Linked DNA regions of Homo sapiens: all the other regions are linked to region 3. A link is a contact called in ENCODE Hi-C or POLR2A ChIA-PET data. All regions are on one chromosome and are shown on one strand. The core of a region is the stretch at or near the end of the contact, and the rest is flanking DNA. Distances in the headings are between cores, read along the strand shown. Region 1 holds the start of CNNM4 (cyclin and CBS domain divalent metal cation transport mediator 4). Region 2 holds the start of ANKRD36 (ankyrin repeat domain 36). Region 3 holds the start of ACTR1B (actin related protein 1B). Region 4 holds the start of LMAN2L (lectin, mannose binding 2 like). Region 5 holds the start of ANKRD39 (ankyrin repeat domain 39).

Evidence for each region. Hi-C counts contacts between places; a loop is a spot of excess contacts on that map. ChIA-PET counts read pairs that join two places held with the same protein, here RNA polymerase II (POLR2A). Pooled maps may share reads with other maps.
Region 1: a map of B cell shows a loop between it and region 3 (13-fold over the local background). The contact joins the promoter of CNNM4 here to the promoter of ACTR1B in region 3. A Hi-C loop is called at or near these places in 2 of 168 maps with a recorded cell type or tissue (B cell and CD4-positive, alpha-beta T cell), 1 of 37 single-sample maps with no recorded cell type and 8 of 50 pooled maps. POLR2A ChIA-PET finds 5 or more read pairs at or near these places in 1 of 52 experiments (GM12878).
Region 2: a loop to region 3 is called in a map of B cell, with 13 times the contacts of the local background. The contact joins the promoter of ANKRD36 here to the promoter of ACTR1B in region 3. A Hi-C loop is called at or near these places in 1 of 168 maps with a recorded cell type or tissue (B cell), 2 of 37 single-sample maps with no recorded cell type and 6 of 50 pooled maps.
Region 4: a map of naive thymus-derived CD4-positive, alpha-beta T cell shows a loop between it and region 3 (12-fold over the local background). The contact joins the promoter of LMAN2L here to the promoter of ACTR1B in region 3. A Hi-C loop is called at or near these places in 1 of 168 maps with a recorded cell type or tissue (naive thymus-derived CD4-positive, alpha-beta T cell), 1 of 37 single-sample maps with no recorded cell type and 8 of 50 pooled maps.
Region 5: a pooled map shows a loop between it and region 3 (8-fold over the local background). The contact joins the promoter of ANKRD39 here to the promoter of ACTR1B in region 3. A Hi-C loop is called at or near these places in 1 of 37 single-sample maps with no recorded cell type and 11 of 50 pooled maps. POLR2A ChIA-PET finds 5 or more read pairs at or near these places in 4 of 52 experiments (OCI-LY7, activated T-cell and endothelial cell of umbilical vein).

The regions. Positions count from the first base shown.
Region 1 is chr2:96,759,620-96,762,319 of GRCh38, reverse strand. CNNM4 (cyclin and CBS domain divalent metal cation transport mediator 4) reads right to left here and starts at 1,418. Exons shown (of 7, transcript NM_020184.4): 1 at 1-1,418. The coding sequence starts at 1,320. RefSeq lists enhancers at 193-781, 661-910, 782-1,371, 1,931-1,980 and silencers at 874-1,057, 1,181-1,600.
Region 2 is chr2:97,111,764-97,114,463 of GRCh38, reverse strand. ANKRD36 (ankyrin repeat domain 36) reads right to left here and starts at 1,311. Exons shown (of 76, transcript NM_001354587.1): 1 at 528-1,311. The coding sequence starts at 724. RefSeq lists enhancers at 572-801, 1,762-1,861 and silencers at 922-1,051, 1,132-1,511.
Region 3 is chr2:97,662,750-97,665,496 of GRCh38, reverse strand. ACTR1B (actin related protein 1B) reads left to right here and starts at 1,453. Exons shown (of 11, transcript NM_005735.4): 1 at 1,453-1,654. The coding sequence starts at 1,607. LOC124900516 (U4 spliceosomal RNA) reads left to right here and starts at 766; the gene lies at 766-906. It also overlaps a transcript of C2orf92 not described here and the pseudogene RNU4-8P. RefSeq lists enhancers at 935-1,274, 2,315-2,384, 2,350-2,747 and silencers at 1,355-1,814, 1,895-1,954.
Region 4 is chr2:96,738,741-96,741,502 of GRCh38, reverse strand. LMAN2L (lectin, mannose binding 2 like) reads left to right here and starts at 1,439. Exons shown (of 8, transcript NM_030805.4): 1 at 1,439-1,649. The coding sequence starts at 1,463. RefSeq lists enhancers at 1,186-2,123, 2,124-2,762.
Region 5 is chr2:96,856,629-96,859,328 of GRCh38, reverse strand. ANKRD39 (ankyrin repeat domain 39) reads left to right here and starts at 1,313. Exons shown (of 4, transcript NM_016466.6): 1 at 1,313-1,441. The coding sequence starts at 1,342. RefSeq lists silencers at 783-1,452, 1,483-1,652.

The sequences.
Region 1 (2,700 bases), core at 169-2,668, 900 kb after region 3:
AGTCTTGAGGGGGGTGCAGTCATCGGGGTCCACAAAGGCCAAGTCTTTGACGTAGAGAATATCTACAATATTGGACTGCTCGTCTTCGAACACCGGGATGCGAGTATAGCCGCTTTCCATTATCTCCGACATGGTGTTGAAGTCCAGGATGGCATCGCTGCGGATCATGAAGCAGTCCTGGAGCTGGGTCATGATATCCTCTACAGTTTTGGTCCGTAGTTCCAGGGCACCCTGGATCATATTGAGCTCCTCTTTCACGAGGTCATTATAGGGCTCCGTCACCTTCAACATCTCCATCAGCTTCTCCCGGTTGTAAACAGTGCGAATCTCCTGGCCCAGAAAAAAGTCCAGGAGCTTGCTAATGGGAAAACTGAGGGGGAAGGTGAGTAGCATAAAGAATTTGGTGAGAAGGATGGTGTTGGCACCCACAGCCAGCCCATGTCGGGAGCACAGGGCCTGAGGTAGGATCTCCCCAAAGATGACAATGCCAATGGTGGAGGAGGCCACCGCCATGAGGCCGGACCCGATGAGGTTGTCTAGAAGGATTGTGAGGGAGGTGTTGACCAGCACGTTCCCTAGGAGCAACGAGCAGAGAAGGTAGTTGCCCTTGCGCCGGATGGGCTCAATCTTGCGGGCATAGCGCCTCTCCTTCTCGGTGCCACAGTTCTGCACGATGCGCAGCTCCATGGGGTCCAGGGCCATAAGCCCGAGGTTGAGGCCAGAAAATATGCCCGACAGCACCAGCAGCACCGTAATTAGGAGAATGTGCAGCCAGAGAGGCAGGAACCTCCCAGGCTCCTCCACCATGAAGAGCAGTGAGTCCTTGTCCGTCCACTTCAGCCAGGGCCCGTCGGGCTGGGCCCGGGTGCACAGTGCATACAGCTTCATGCTCTCGCTCCTCCGGAGGAACTTGGTGAGCACCACCAGCACGCCGGACGTGTTCCCGCGGCTCACGTTGACCAGCTGCTGGACGACCAGGTCCTTGGTGAGCTCGAGGCAGCTGGTGGACTTGTGGAGGGTCTCGGCATCGTCCACCTCGGTGAAGGAGATCAGGTTGCTGGAGATGTTGCCCAGGCTGTAGCCGTACAGCCTCAGGTTCACGGTGCTGCCCTCGGACACGAAGATGATGCCATCCGGGTTCGTCCCACACGACTTGTTGCAGCTCGCCAGCCTCATGCCCACGATCGTGCCCTGCTGGGGGCTGCCCTGGCCCCGGGCCCCCAGCGCCCACAGCAGCACCAGCAGCACCGGCGCCGCCAGGAGGAGGCGCCCGCGGGCCGGTCCGCCGACCGGGCGCCCGCCCCCGCCCACCGGCGCCATGTTGCTCTGGCTCTGCCGCCGCCGCCGCTCCCCGCGCCACGCCGCGCGGCCCCGGTCCGCACCGCAGCTCCGGCCGCTCCGCTGCCGCCGAGCCAACTGCCCGGGCCGCGAGCCTGACGTCAGGTCAGCGCCCCGCCCGCCCCGCCCCGCCTGCCCACGCCCCTCATTTGCATTGGAGGCCCCGCCCCCGGGGCTCGCTGCTTGAGCGCCCGCCCTTAAGGGGGTACAGTCGCTTAAGGTGGAGCAGCGCCGCCGCGCGAGAGCCGCCAGCGGGTACCCGCCCAGTGCTCCGCCTCCGCGCCCTTCCCCGCCTTTCTCTGCCAGTGGGGCCAGCTCTCCTTCTCCGGGACCTGGTCTCCTAGCTACGCCGTTCCTGTTCCTCGGCCTCGCACGGCCGCACGTGGGAGGCTCCTCTCCCGTCCCTCACCTGCAGCTAGGGGTGGCCCGCTCTGCAGGCAGGGCGAGAAAAGTGCTTTTCCTGATGTAGAAAAAGAAAAAGGAAACCTGAGGGCTTAGGCTGGCATTGCAGCCTGCCCCTTGGAGACTTTTCTGGCCTCCTCACTGCTGAGATTTTTGCCGACCTTGTCCTAAGGCCAGAAGTAGGTTACCCCAGCCCCAGCCCCAGCCCGACGATGCTTCCATCAACCAGTGGCTGCCTGATGTGGAAGGCAAATCTGGGGAACTAAGGTTATAGAAGGGGCAGGCTCTGGCCTAGACTTCTCTCCTGTCTCTTCCATTTAGGCATAGATATTTATTGAACACCTACTTTGTACCAGGCACTTGTTCTAGGCTCTGACAATAGAGCAGTGAACAAGCCAAAGTCGCTGCCCATTGGGGTTTACAGTCTAGAACAGAAAACAGGAGATAAACAAGTAAACACATATATTCATTAAATCCCCCCAACAACCCTCAGAGTTAGTAGAATTATTTCCATTTAGAGATGCAGAAATTGAGCCGAGACAAAAATCCTGGTGCCTCCATACTGTCATCTCCCAGCCCATTTCTCCATCTGTAAATGGGGGTAAGAATGACAGAGCATTACTTCGCTAAGCTTGCGGGATTGTGGACCTAGACATTGAACATGACAGGACAGCTCTTTAGAATATTCTTTGGCTAGGTAGTAGTTGTTGCTACCTGCCTTCCAGGACCAAACTCCTAACCCCAAATTGTGGTGATTGATCAGCTGGGCAGCTGCTTGTGGACATGAGCAGGCAGGCGCGGCAGTGGGCCTATCCCTGAAATGACTGCTTCCTGAATGGCCCTAGCCCTGTGTCAGTAGGGTGTATAAGGAAGACCACAGCTGCCCGCCCTGTGAGGGGGAAGAAGACAGACAGATAAACATCCTTACAATAATTGCACAGGTGCACAGAGAAGATCAGG
Region 2 (2,700 bases), core at 62-2,561, 550 kb after region 3:
TGTTTTTGTTTTGCTGCTTGTGAAAATGACCTGGGTGCTCGCCCCCGCCAAGGTTTCCACATCCCAGGTGCGGCTGAGCCTGCCAGGAAAGAAAGTCCAGCCCCTTTGGTGACAGGACTCGCCCCCCTCACCTCTGCACCCCTTTCCCCCACCCCATTCACCCCCACCCCTCACCCCCACCTCCAGTCCTCTATCCCATTGAACCCTCACCCCATCTCCCCACCCCACACCGTCCACGCCCCTACCCCCCAAGCCTTCATTCCGTCCACCTCAGCCCATTCACGCCCCCACCCCATGCACCCCCTACTCCCCACTCCCATCCCCCAACTCACTCCACACCCCGCCACCCCATATACCGCCACTCCCCAGGCCCCGCTCCACTCACTCCCACCCCAGCCGGGCACCCCCTAGCCCCCGTCCAAACCCCGAGCCCCGGACCATCCGCCCCGCAGCCCTCAGCCTGGAAAGGGGTACTTCTCCACATCCACAGGCCTCCTCCCGCAGCCCCGGCTCCCGGCCCCCATTACCTTTCCTTCCTGTCTCTCTTATTGGCGTCATAATACGTGAGCAGAAGGTACTTCAGTTTCTCTAGATTACCATGTAAGACAGCTCTGTGGATCCTCTTCAGATGATACGGTTTAATGGGGTATTGGGGAAATGCGAAGCCATCCGAGCACAAGCGCTCCATGAGGGTGGGCCACCTCTCCCGCTTGCCGTCTTCCATAATCGTCGGCTGCAAATTGTAGCCTGCAGCCGTATTTCAGCTCGCCTTCGGGGATCGCCGCCTCCGAAGAGCAACAACGAGCAAAGCAGTCTGTCCACGGACCTCCGCACAGACTCTCAGCGCCTCCCGCCTCTCAGCAGAAACGCCCAACAGAAGGGTTAGAACCAGCGAGCACGCGCACCTTAGCCGGCCCTGCCCAACAGGCCCGAGGCAGAGAAACCGCCCTAGCAGCTCTCGCGCGCCCAGTGCAGGCGGCGGTTGCTGCGGAGGTGCCGCGGGAGGGCGGGGCTCCCTGGAGCGCGAGGCGCGCCCTGCCCCAGGGCCTGTTTAACTGTCGCCCGCGCGCTCTTCTCTTCCACAGGCTCCCGACGCTCGGAGTCCCCCGCGCTGGGCCCTCTGCAGCCCAGGGATGGGGTTGAGTGGTGCTTCTCCGCCTGGTGCCACCGCTGGGCCCACAGCCCCACTTCGCCACTGCGTCGCCCCCGGGGTCCGCGCTGATGGGTGCGAGGCGGGAGGACGGGATCCGGGGTTGCCACAGCTGCAGCCAGCGCACCACTTGTAGGCGGCACTGCAGCTCGGGCTCCGGCGGGGGCTGGCGGGGCTCCCGTGGGATGGCCTCCTGGGCCCTGAGTGCGCCCCCATCCGGCCGGAGGGTGCGCGCCTCCTGCACCCCCGGCGGAAGCCCATGCCCGGCGCTCCTGCCGCAGACTGCCTGACTTGCCGCGGCCAGGCTGGCCCCGGGGTCCGCGCGGCTGGAGGCGCAGGCCTGGTCGGGGATTCCCAATCCTCGGGGACCCCTGCTCCATGTGCTGGTGGCGGCTGCAGCTGCAGCGCCCGTGGGCTGACGTGGCTTCCCGGAGCTGCGGCCGGCCGCGCCCAAGGGCCCCACAGGCTGCGCTGCCCTTGCCAGCTGCTCCTGACCCGCGCCCAGAGCGCAGGACCTGACGCTTGGCACTCTGCAGCCACGGGGATGAGGCTGAGCGCCTGTTTTCGGCCTCGTGGCGCCGCTGGGGCCACAGCCTGACTTCACCACCCTGTCGCCCGAGTCCTGTGATGGGCAGGTGTGAGGAGGGGCAATCGGGGTTCCCAAGGCTGCTGCCTGCATGCCACTCCGTGAGGAAGTTGAAATACGTGATCTCTAAGATTCCTCCCAGTTCTTCACCTCATGAGACAAATATAAATCAAGTAACATTCGCTATTGTGATTAGAAAAGCTGCATTTACACACGTTAGCCACTAGATGGGGACGTGCGATTGTTACAATGCTGAAGGTTTCCCGTATTTCTTTATTTTTTATTTGGCCGCTAGAGGGCACGCCTGCACTGCACTTAAAGCTGACTATTAAGGAAAGACAAAGGAATTCTTGGATTTTTCCATTTTCCTCATCACCTGTGCTTATCAGAGAATTCCAGGGGCAAGCTACCCTTTCCAATTCATCACTAATTTATAAACAAAATTCTAAGGAGTAAGGAATGCTTCTTACTTACTTCCTATAACATATTTAAGAATGAACGCTCAAAATAAAAGTAATTTATTTAAAACGTGTTGAGTAATTATAACTGCAAAATTTTTGCTCATGTTTTTCATATGCTGTTCATTTGCAAATTATTAGAAATCTACATATTCTGTTCATCTCAGCATTATTTATAACAGGGAAAAATTAGACACTAGCCAAAAATCTAAAAACAGGGAACAGTAAGGAAAAAACAAATGGTTCTTTTAATCATCATCACTAAAAGTGCTTGTGACTTAAAATAATGACATAAAAGATGCTTCTACGTTGTTGAGTAAAACATCAAGATAAATTTAAAATTCTATTTCAAGCTTAACTATATTCATTTAAAAAGAGAAAAATTTTAGAGGGTTTATCTTGTTGGATTATCAGATGTTATTTTTCTCTTTTTAATGCCATATACTTTTCAAATTTTCAGTGGGCTGGTATTACTTTTGTATTTAAAAAAGAAAAATATAAGGAAA
Region 3 (2,747 bases), core at 204-2,703:
CTGTAACTGAGTAGCTTTCAATAAACAATCGCTTCTCACTGCACTCTGCAACTTGCCTTGAATTTCTTCTGGGCAAGATCCAATAACCCTCCCTTGGGGTCTGGATCGGGACCCCTTTTCCAGCAACAATATTGTTTCTTGAACTCGGTGGTTATGCAAGTGTGTCCACATTTTAATCATTCATTGAAATGTACATGTACACTTGTGATTTCTGCACACCCGCTTCAATTTTACAAATTTTATGCTCACAACCCATTGGGAGAGGTATATATACAGGGAAATAACTATGGATCCGTTTGGTAAACAAATGTAGAACTCAACTATCCTGCACTCTTGAAGCAGCTGACTCCAGTGCCGCAGGGGGCTACCTGCATGCCAATTCCACACCCAATAATCTTGGGCAGGTTACCAAAGTGTGAAGACCCTGACTGAAAAATGGGAGTAATAATACAACTACCTGATATTGTTGCAAGGATTTAATATAACTTATGTAAAGTGGGCAGAAGTGCTCCGCAGGCACAGAGCAGGTGCTCAATAAATGCCAGGACCAAAATACCACGAAACTGTAATTTTTATAAGGAAAAGGATCTTTTCTTCAGTGCTCAACGAGGAAATATTATGGGGCCGTGCGCAATAGCTGACGCCTGTAATCCCAACGCTTTGGAAAGACTAAGCGGGAGGATCGCTTAAGCTCAGGAGTTCGAGGCTAGCCCGGGGAACATAGCGAGATCCCTTCTCTACAAAAAAAATTTTTTTTAATTAGCTAGCGTTGCGCGGTGGCCGTATGGTGGCCAATGAGGTTTATCCGAAGCGCGATTATTGCTAATTGAAAACTTTTCGCAATACCCCACCGTGACGACTTGCAATATAGTCGACATCGGCAATTTTTAACAGTCTCTACGGAGACTATTTCAGTAAAAATAAATAAATATGGTGCGCGCCTGTAGTCCCCCCTACTGGCTGGCGCGGGAGGATCGCTTGAGCCCAAGATTTCCAGCCTGAGCGACAGAGCAAGACACCTTACCTAGAAAAAAAGAAAAAATAAATATTTTGGGTGAAATATCCAGGGCCGGCCTCCTTGGAGAGGGCGCTCTCACGAAGGAGCGTGGCCCGAGGTGCTGGGACGCGGGAAAGACGTCTTTCTGGACCGGTGCTGGGACGCGGGAAAGACGTCTTCCTGGACCGGTGAATTTCCAGCTCCACAGACTCCGGCCGCGCGCACACCAGCCCAGCTCCACTTTCTGCCGCCCGCGTCCCCTTTAAGACGGAGCCATGACATCATCCCAGACACTGCGCAGCCTACCTTGGCAACGCCGCGACCACTTTTTTCCGGACGACCTCAATTGGCTGGCCAGCCTCCGGAGGCCCCGCCCCCTTCGCGCAGCCAGCCCCGGGCACCTGCTGTCAATCGGGCCAGGTGGGAGCGATGATTGGCCGCCGGGCCCGCCCTCCAGAAAGCCCCGCGGGGCTCGCGTAGGCTGCAGGCTCGGGGAGGGAGGGCAGCGGCGCCGCGTCGGGAGCCGCCGCCGTCCCGGTCCTCCCGCCCGCCCGCCCATCCGGTGCCTCCTGCAGCCCGCCTGCTGGGCAGGGCCGGCGCGGCCCGGCCATGGAGTCCTACGACATCATCGCCAACCAGCCTGTGGTCATCGACAACGTGAGGCCCGGCAGCCAGGGGGAGGGCGGGCGCCCCGCCCCCGGGGGCGCACGCGGCGGCGCAGGGAGAGACCCCCGCCCGCCTCGGCGCGTCCTCCGCTCACTGCGTGGCCGTCGCCCCCGCCGGGCCGCTGGCTTCGCCCCGGGGGCGCGCGCCCTCTTGGCCTTGTAAGGCCGGCCATGGGGCGAGCCCCCTCGCCCGCGTCGCAGAGCCTCTTCCCCGACCCCTCCCCGAGTCGGGCGGGGAAGTTCAGGAGAGCTTGAGTGACAGCCGGGCGGCCGGGCGGGGACGCGCCCCGGACTCTTCTCAGTTGAGAGTGCGGTTCCTGGGCAGGTTTCCACACCAGTTCCTTTCCGCGTCCTTCGGCCCTGGCTCTGGCTGCCTGGCGGAGGTGGGGTAGCATTTGTCATTTGCACACTGCTGGCTTTATCTTTGGGGCTGCACCCCGAGGCAACAAATGCAGGATGCTCTGTCACCCACATGTCCACCACCATCTGGTTTGCCTTTTGGCTACTTTGACTTTCTCCTTAAATGCTTCCTGTGCTGAGCAAACATTCCACAGCCAGCAGAGCAATGGAGAGTTCATGGCCACTCTTCCCAGTATCAGCAAGCAATTTGGGGTGATCGTTTGGAAGCCTCAGAGGAAAGATGTCATCAGGCTTCCTGTGGCTTTGTCCTTCAGCAGTGGGGCTCGGCTTGCTTTCACCTGCCTTAGGAAGATTTCTGGCTTCCGAGCTCTGATATGGGGAGAAGATAAGGGCTGGGATCTTTGAGTCTGCCCCTAGCTGGGTATGTGCGTCCGGTGTGCGGGCCTTGGAGTTTTTGGTAATGACTCACTTGTGCTCTTTCTGGGATCTGTCTCCCTCCCACATGACCCCGTGGGGTCCCTGAATGACTGTTTTAGAGTACCCATGTGGGTTCCCTGAGTCACAGCAGGGGATGTTTAATAAGGAGGTTAGCACTGAGCTTGGGGACGTGCTGTCACACCAGCAGGACGCTGCAGGAAGGAGCAGGCTACTTCCTTTCTTGACGTGCAAATAACTCGTATAGGCTAATCAACAGGCTTATAAGTTAAAAGGGCTACCGCTCGGCC
Region 4 (2,762 bases), core at 190-2,689, 920 kb after region 3:
TTAGCAAGGTGAGGTGGCACACACCTGTAGTCCCAGCTACTTGAGAGGCTGAAGTGGGAAGATCCCTTGAGTCCAGGAGGTTGAGGCTGTGGTCATGCCACTGCACTCCAGCCTGGGTGACAGAGAGAGACCCTGTCTCAAAAACAAAAACAAAAACAAAAACAAAAAAAAAAAGAAAAGAAAAAAGAAAGAAATAGTGCTTACTACACGCAAGGCACTGTTCTAAGAGGTTTACCAATATTGACTCATTTAACCCTGACACTTACCATGGTTAGATAGTTTGGATCACTTTAGTGGCTACGTGGAGACCAGTCTGGACACATGTTGTGGTGCCGGATAAAGACGAAGGGATGTGCCTGTAGTCCCAGTAACTCAGGAGGCTAAGGTGGCAGGATCACTTCAGCCAGGGAGGGAGAGGCTGGAGCTGAGATTGTGCCACTGCACTCCAGCCTGGGCAACAGAGCAAGACCTTGTCTCTCTTTTTTTTTTTTTTTTTGAGATGGAGTTTTGCTCTATGTGGCCCAGGCTGGAGTGCAATGGCTTGGTCTCGGCTCACTGCAACCTCTGCCTCCCAGGTTCAAGCGATTCTCCTGCCTCAGCCTCCCAGTAGCTGGGATTACAGGCACGTGCCACCACGCCTGGCTAATTTTTTTTTTTATTTTTAATAGAGACGGGGTTTCTCCACCTTGGTCAGGCTGGTCTCGAACTCCCAACCTCAGGTGATCCGCCTGCCTCGGCCTCCCAAAGTGCTGGGATTACAGGCGTGAGCCACCGCGCCTGGCCAAGACCTCGTCTCAAACCAAAAAGAAAAAAAAGAGGAAGGGAGGAAAGGAGGTGATGGCTTTTAGAATTAATTAATTTGTGTGCTTTCAGTTCTTTTATATCTGTAGGTTGCTTGATGGCCCAGACTATCACGGCAAAGGAGTCATTTGCATTTGAAGAGAATGTGTCTTCCGCAGTTGTTAGGTGGAGTTTCTATAAATATCATCAGGTCAAGTTAGTTGGTAGTGCTGTTCAAGTCTTTTATAAATTGATAGTTTTCCAGCTATTTTACGGATTTGTCTATTTCTCCTTTCACTGCTATATCTTCCAAATTGATTCAGAGAGCTGCAGTCAGGAGCGTACTATTGCAGAGAGGATAGAATGTTTGGGACCAGAAGAAACGTTTTATCTCTTTAAATTTACTCTCGTACGCAGAAAACAAAATACAAATAAACTACGTATCCCAGCAAGCCTAGTGGAACTCAGGGCAAATGCAAATAAGGGGGGGGGCTGGGCATTCGGCTACGCCCCTTTTCTGGGTTGGCAAGGCAACTGATACAGAAGCCAGCCAATCGGTGATATAGTCACCTGCAGGGGCGGGGGCTTGACGAAAGCCAATAGGACGCAGGGCAGATGGCTCTTCGGGCCAATGGGTTGGGCGACGGGGCGGGCTTTTGATGAAGGGTCGTTGGTGGGAAAGATGGCGGCGACTCTGGGACCCCTTGGGTCGTGGCAGCAGTGGCGGCGATGTTTGTCGGCTCGGGATGGGTCCAGGATGTTACTCCTTCTTCTTTTGTTGGGGTCTGGGCAGGGGCCACAGCAAGTCGGGGCGGGTCAAACGTTCGAGTACTTGAAACGGGAGCACTCGCTGTCGAAGCCCTACCAGGGTGAGGCGCCCAGGGTGAGGTGGTCGTGCAGTGGGGCGGGCTTCGGGACTTGATTTCAGGGGTAGAGGCGGGGGCGGCGAAGGGCTTCGTGGCCCGGAGGAAACTGCTGGCGGTGGTGGGGCCCACGGAGACTCCCTCCGCGTTTGGGAGCCACAGGTCTGAAAGGCAGGAGTTAGGTGTGCCTGCCAAGCTCTGGAAGTTTCCAGTAGGTAAAGGCAGGGCTGTCGGGTGCCACTAGTACTAGGCCTGGAGTTAGACAGGAGGAGTTTGGGAAGGGGAGAGAATTGAGAATGGTGAGGAGTGATTGAGGGCTACTAGCAATGAGCCAGTCTCCAGATGGACCTGTGGATGTGCTAGAAATAAAGCAGGAGGAAGAACTGGGGTAGAACTTGAACGAAATGAGAAGATGATAAATTTATGTTGCTGGGTAGAACCACCTTCTCTTCTCCAGCCTAGGGGCCCTGTTGGTGAAAGAGGTTAGGGTTCACAGAACTCTAAGCACAGCTTATCAGCCAGAAAATTAATGCAGTTAGCCACAAAACGATGACAAACCAGTGCAGATGGCTTAACTAACACAAGTCTTTCCCCACTAAGGCGTAGGTAGTGGGACAGAAAACAATTCAAAGTGCAAGAGTATACTCTACTACTAAGGGTAATCATTTATTCACTTACATGCCTGGAGTGCCTCTGTGCTGTCTCTTTGCTAATGCTTATGGGTTTGCAGACACAAAGTTTTCATTCTTAAAGAAGTTTATAGGTGAGGGTACAGGGAGTAGCTTCACACTTTAAGGATTGTTTAAAGAAAGAATGTGACGGCTGGGGCGGTGGCTCACGCCTGTAATCTCCGCACTTTGGGAGGCCGAGGTGGGCGGATCACGAGGTCAGGAGATTGAGACCATCCTAGCTAACACGGTGAAACCCCATCTCTGCTGAAAATACAAAAAAATTAGCCAGGTGTGGTGGCGGGCGCCTGTAGTCCCAGCTACTCAGGAGGCTGAGGCAGGAGAATGGCGTGAACCCGGGAGGCAGAGCTTACAGTGAGCCGAGGTCATGCCACTGCACTTCAGCCTGGGCAACAGAGCGAGACTCCATCTCAAAGAAAAAAAAAAAAGG
Region 5 (2,700 bases), core at 64-2,563, 810 kb after region 3:
TAGGGGAGGAGAAACGACTTCCAGCCTTCTACCCACCAGGAATGCTAGGGTCTTCCGTGCCCCAACTAGCGGGGGAAGGAACTTACATCCAGTGTGCACCAGACCACTGTCCTGGAGAGGGACTGGCACAGAACCCAACCTGCATTCTGTCGTTCATGCACTCTTTCTAAGCCGATCAGGCGGTCTCCCCTGTACACTTGATCGTGGCTTGAGCAGGCAGCTGCCTGGGTTTTAACTGGGAATTGAGAAGGCTGGGGTCCGCTGAGGAGCACGCTGCGAAGGTGCGCGGTCCGCAGACGGCCTCCCGGTGGGTTTTGATCATGAAGACCGATTCCGTAAACTCAGCGCCCACTGTGGGGCCAGGGGGTTCTGCACAAACCAAGGCCCTGCCCCTGCCCTGAGGTGGAGCTACAGGCAGGACAAGTTGTGGCCACCTGCCCCTTGCTGGACTTGTAAGGAAGAGCAGGGTACGGGGAGGGGCGTCTCGAGGCCTTTCCAGCCGTCACTTTGCCGCTGCCCCGGGGGCGGTCGGCCTTGGTCCGGGGTGGTGCCAGGAAGAGGGGCTAAAAACCGTGGAGCGCGCCCCGGCCCGATGGCTCACGCCTGTAATCCCAGCACTTTGGGAGGCCAAGGTGAGCGGATCACGAGGTCAAGAGATCGAGACCATCCTGGCGAAACCCCGTCTCTACTAAAAAATACAAAAAATTAGCCGGGCGTGGTGGCGGGCGCCTGTAGTCCCAGCTACTCAGGAGTCTGACGCAGGAGAATCGCTTGAACCCGGGAGGCGGAGGTTGCAGTGAGCCGAGATCGCGCCACTGCACACAAGTCTGGGTGACAGCGAGACTCCGTCTCAAAAAAAAAAAAAAAAAAAAAAAAGACCGCGGAGCGCGTGGCGCCTCCCTGCCCTAGGGACTAGGGGCGGTAAAGAGAGGAGGCTGCGAGGTCGCTGGACGGCTGGGTCATGGCGAAGGTAACGGGAAAGCTCCCGACCGGACCCAGCTGCCTCATCCCCACACCCTGCAAGGCCAGGCGGCCCGGCGGCCCTCCAGCGGCGCGCGGCTCCCGGAACCCAGCGCCTCAGTCCTCGCTTGGCCTTGGACGCCCTCGCGCGGAGGCCTCGGGGCACGGCCGGGCGCAACAAGCCCCGCCCTACCGTTGCAATTGGTTCTCGAGCTAAGGCCTAGGCGTTTGATTGGTCAGCTTTGGCGAGAAGGCGGGACTAGGGCGACAGCCGCGGACGCCGAGCGGCCAGATCAGGGACGCGGGGCGGGCCCTGCGTCCGCCCCTCCCGCCGAGGCTGAGCCTGAGACCCGGGGCGGATCGACTGACGCCGGGGCCGGGATGGCGACGCCTCGGCCCTGCGCGGACGGGCCCTGCTGCTCGCATCCCAGCGCGGTGCTCGGCGTACAGCAGACGCTGGAGGAGATGGACTTCGAGAGGGGTGAGGCTGCCGCGCGGCCCTCGTGGTTCTCACCAGGCCCCGGCCCAAGGAGGAGGCGTGGGGCCAAGGAGAGGCGGATGAACGGGGCCCCGAGAGCTTGGGGCTTGGGGCTTGGGGCCTGGTGCGGGAAGGCGGGCGGGACCCACGGTTCCCGTGTACTGAGAGCCTCCCAGGGCCCCGCACGAGCTCGGCCAGGAGACACCTGTCCCGCGGGCGGCGGGGAAGCGGAAGCACTGGTTTCCGTAACCCTCCCGAGTAGCGGGGGACGACCTCCCCTGGGAGACACAAGCCTGCTCAGGTGTTTGAGAGAGGGCCCGGGGAGCAGAATCTGCACCAGGGGCATTGCACCCAACCTGAGGGGCATGGAGCTGCAGGCCTGGGGGCTGCGCGGTGAAGGAGAGCAGTGGCCTTTGTTTAGCCCCGGGTGCCAGGCAGCCTGCATGCTTTAAAGATGGCAAGAGCTTCGCACGGGCAGCCTTCGAGGCAGGGCACAGTATCTCATCTGTGGGACCCAGAGAGGTAACACGTTTGGCCCAGATTATACAGAGATTATGGTGCCAATAGGAACAGAGGAAGGCGGGAAACCAGGGTGCTTCTTGTGAGCGTTGGGAACCACTGTGCTGTGTCATCTGCCCTTGCGGATGCAGCCCTCGATTGCCACTGCTGTGTAAGCATTCTCATGGAACTCTTCCTTTACCGTGGTTCTGGCACCTGCCTACTTCCCTCCGCCCCTCCTACCGCTGTCCTCTGCACTGCTGAAGTGGTTGCCTCAGAGGGTCTTTCTGCTTCCACGCTTGCCTTCCTACAGGGTTTTCTACTCTCACATAGCAGCCAGAGCGGCTTTTTGAAAATTAGAAATCACATCATTCCCTGTTATGGCCTACAAAGCTCTGTAGACCCACCCCTGCCGGTTCTACTTCTCCTCCTCATTTTATTTCTCATGCTTTTCTTCCCCCAATCACTACGCCGCAGCCACACTGGTCTTGTTTTGGTGTCTCAAATATGCAAGACCTTTTCCTGAGTTAAGGCCGTTGGACTTGCTGTCCCATCTCCTTAGAATGAACTTCCTACAACCGTTAAGCTAGCTGATGCTTTTCTTCAGATCCCAGCTCCAATGTCATCTCCTCAGAGACCCTCCCTAAACACCCCAGTTCTCAACTGGGGGCAGTTCTGCCCTTTAAGGGACTTTGAATATCTGGAGACATTTTGGGTTGTCACAATCAGGAGGGTGCTACAGGCGTGTAGTAGGTAGAGATGAG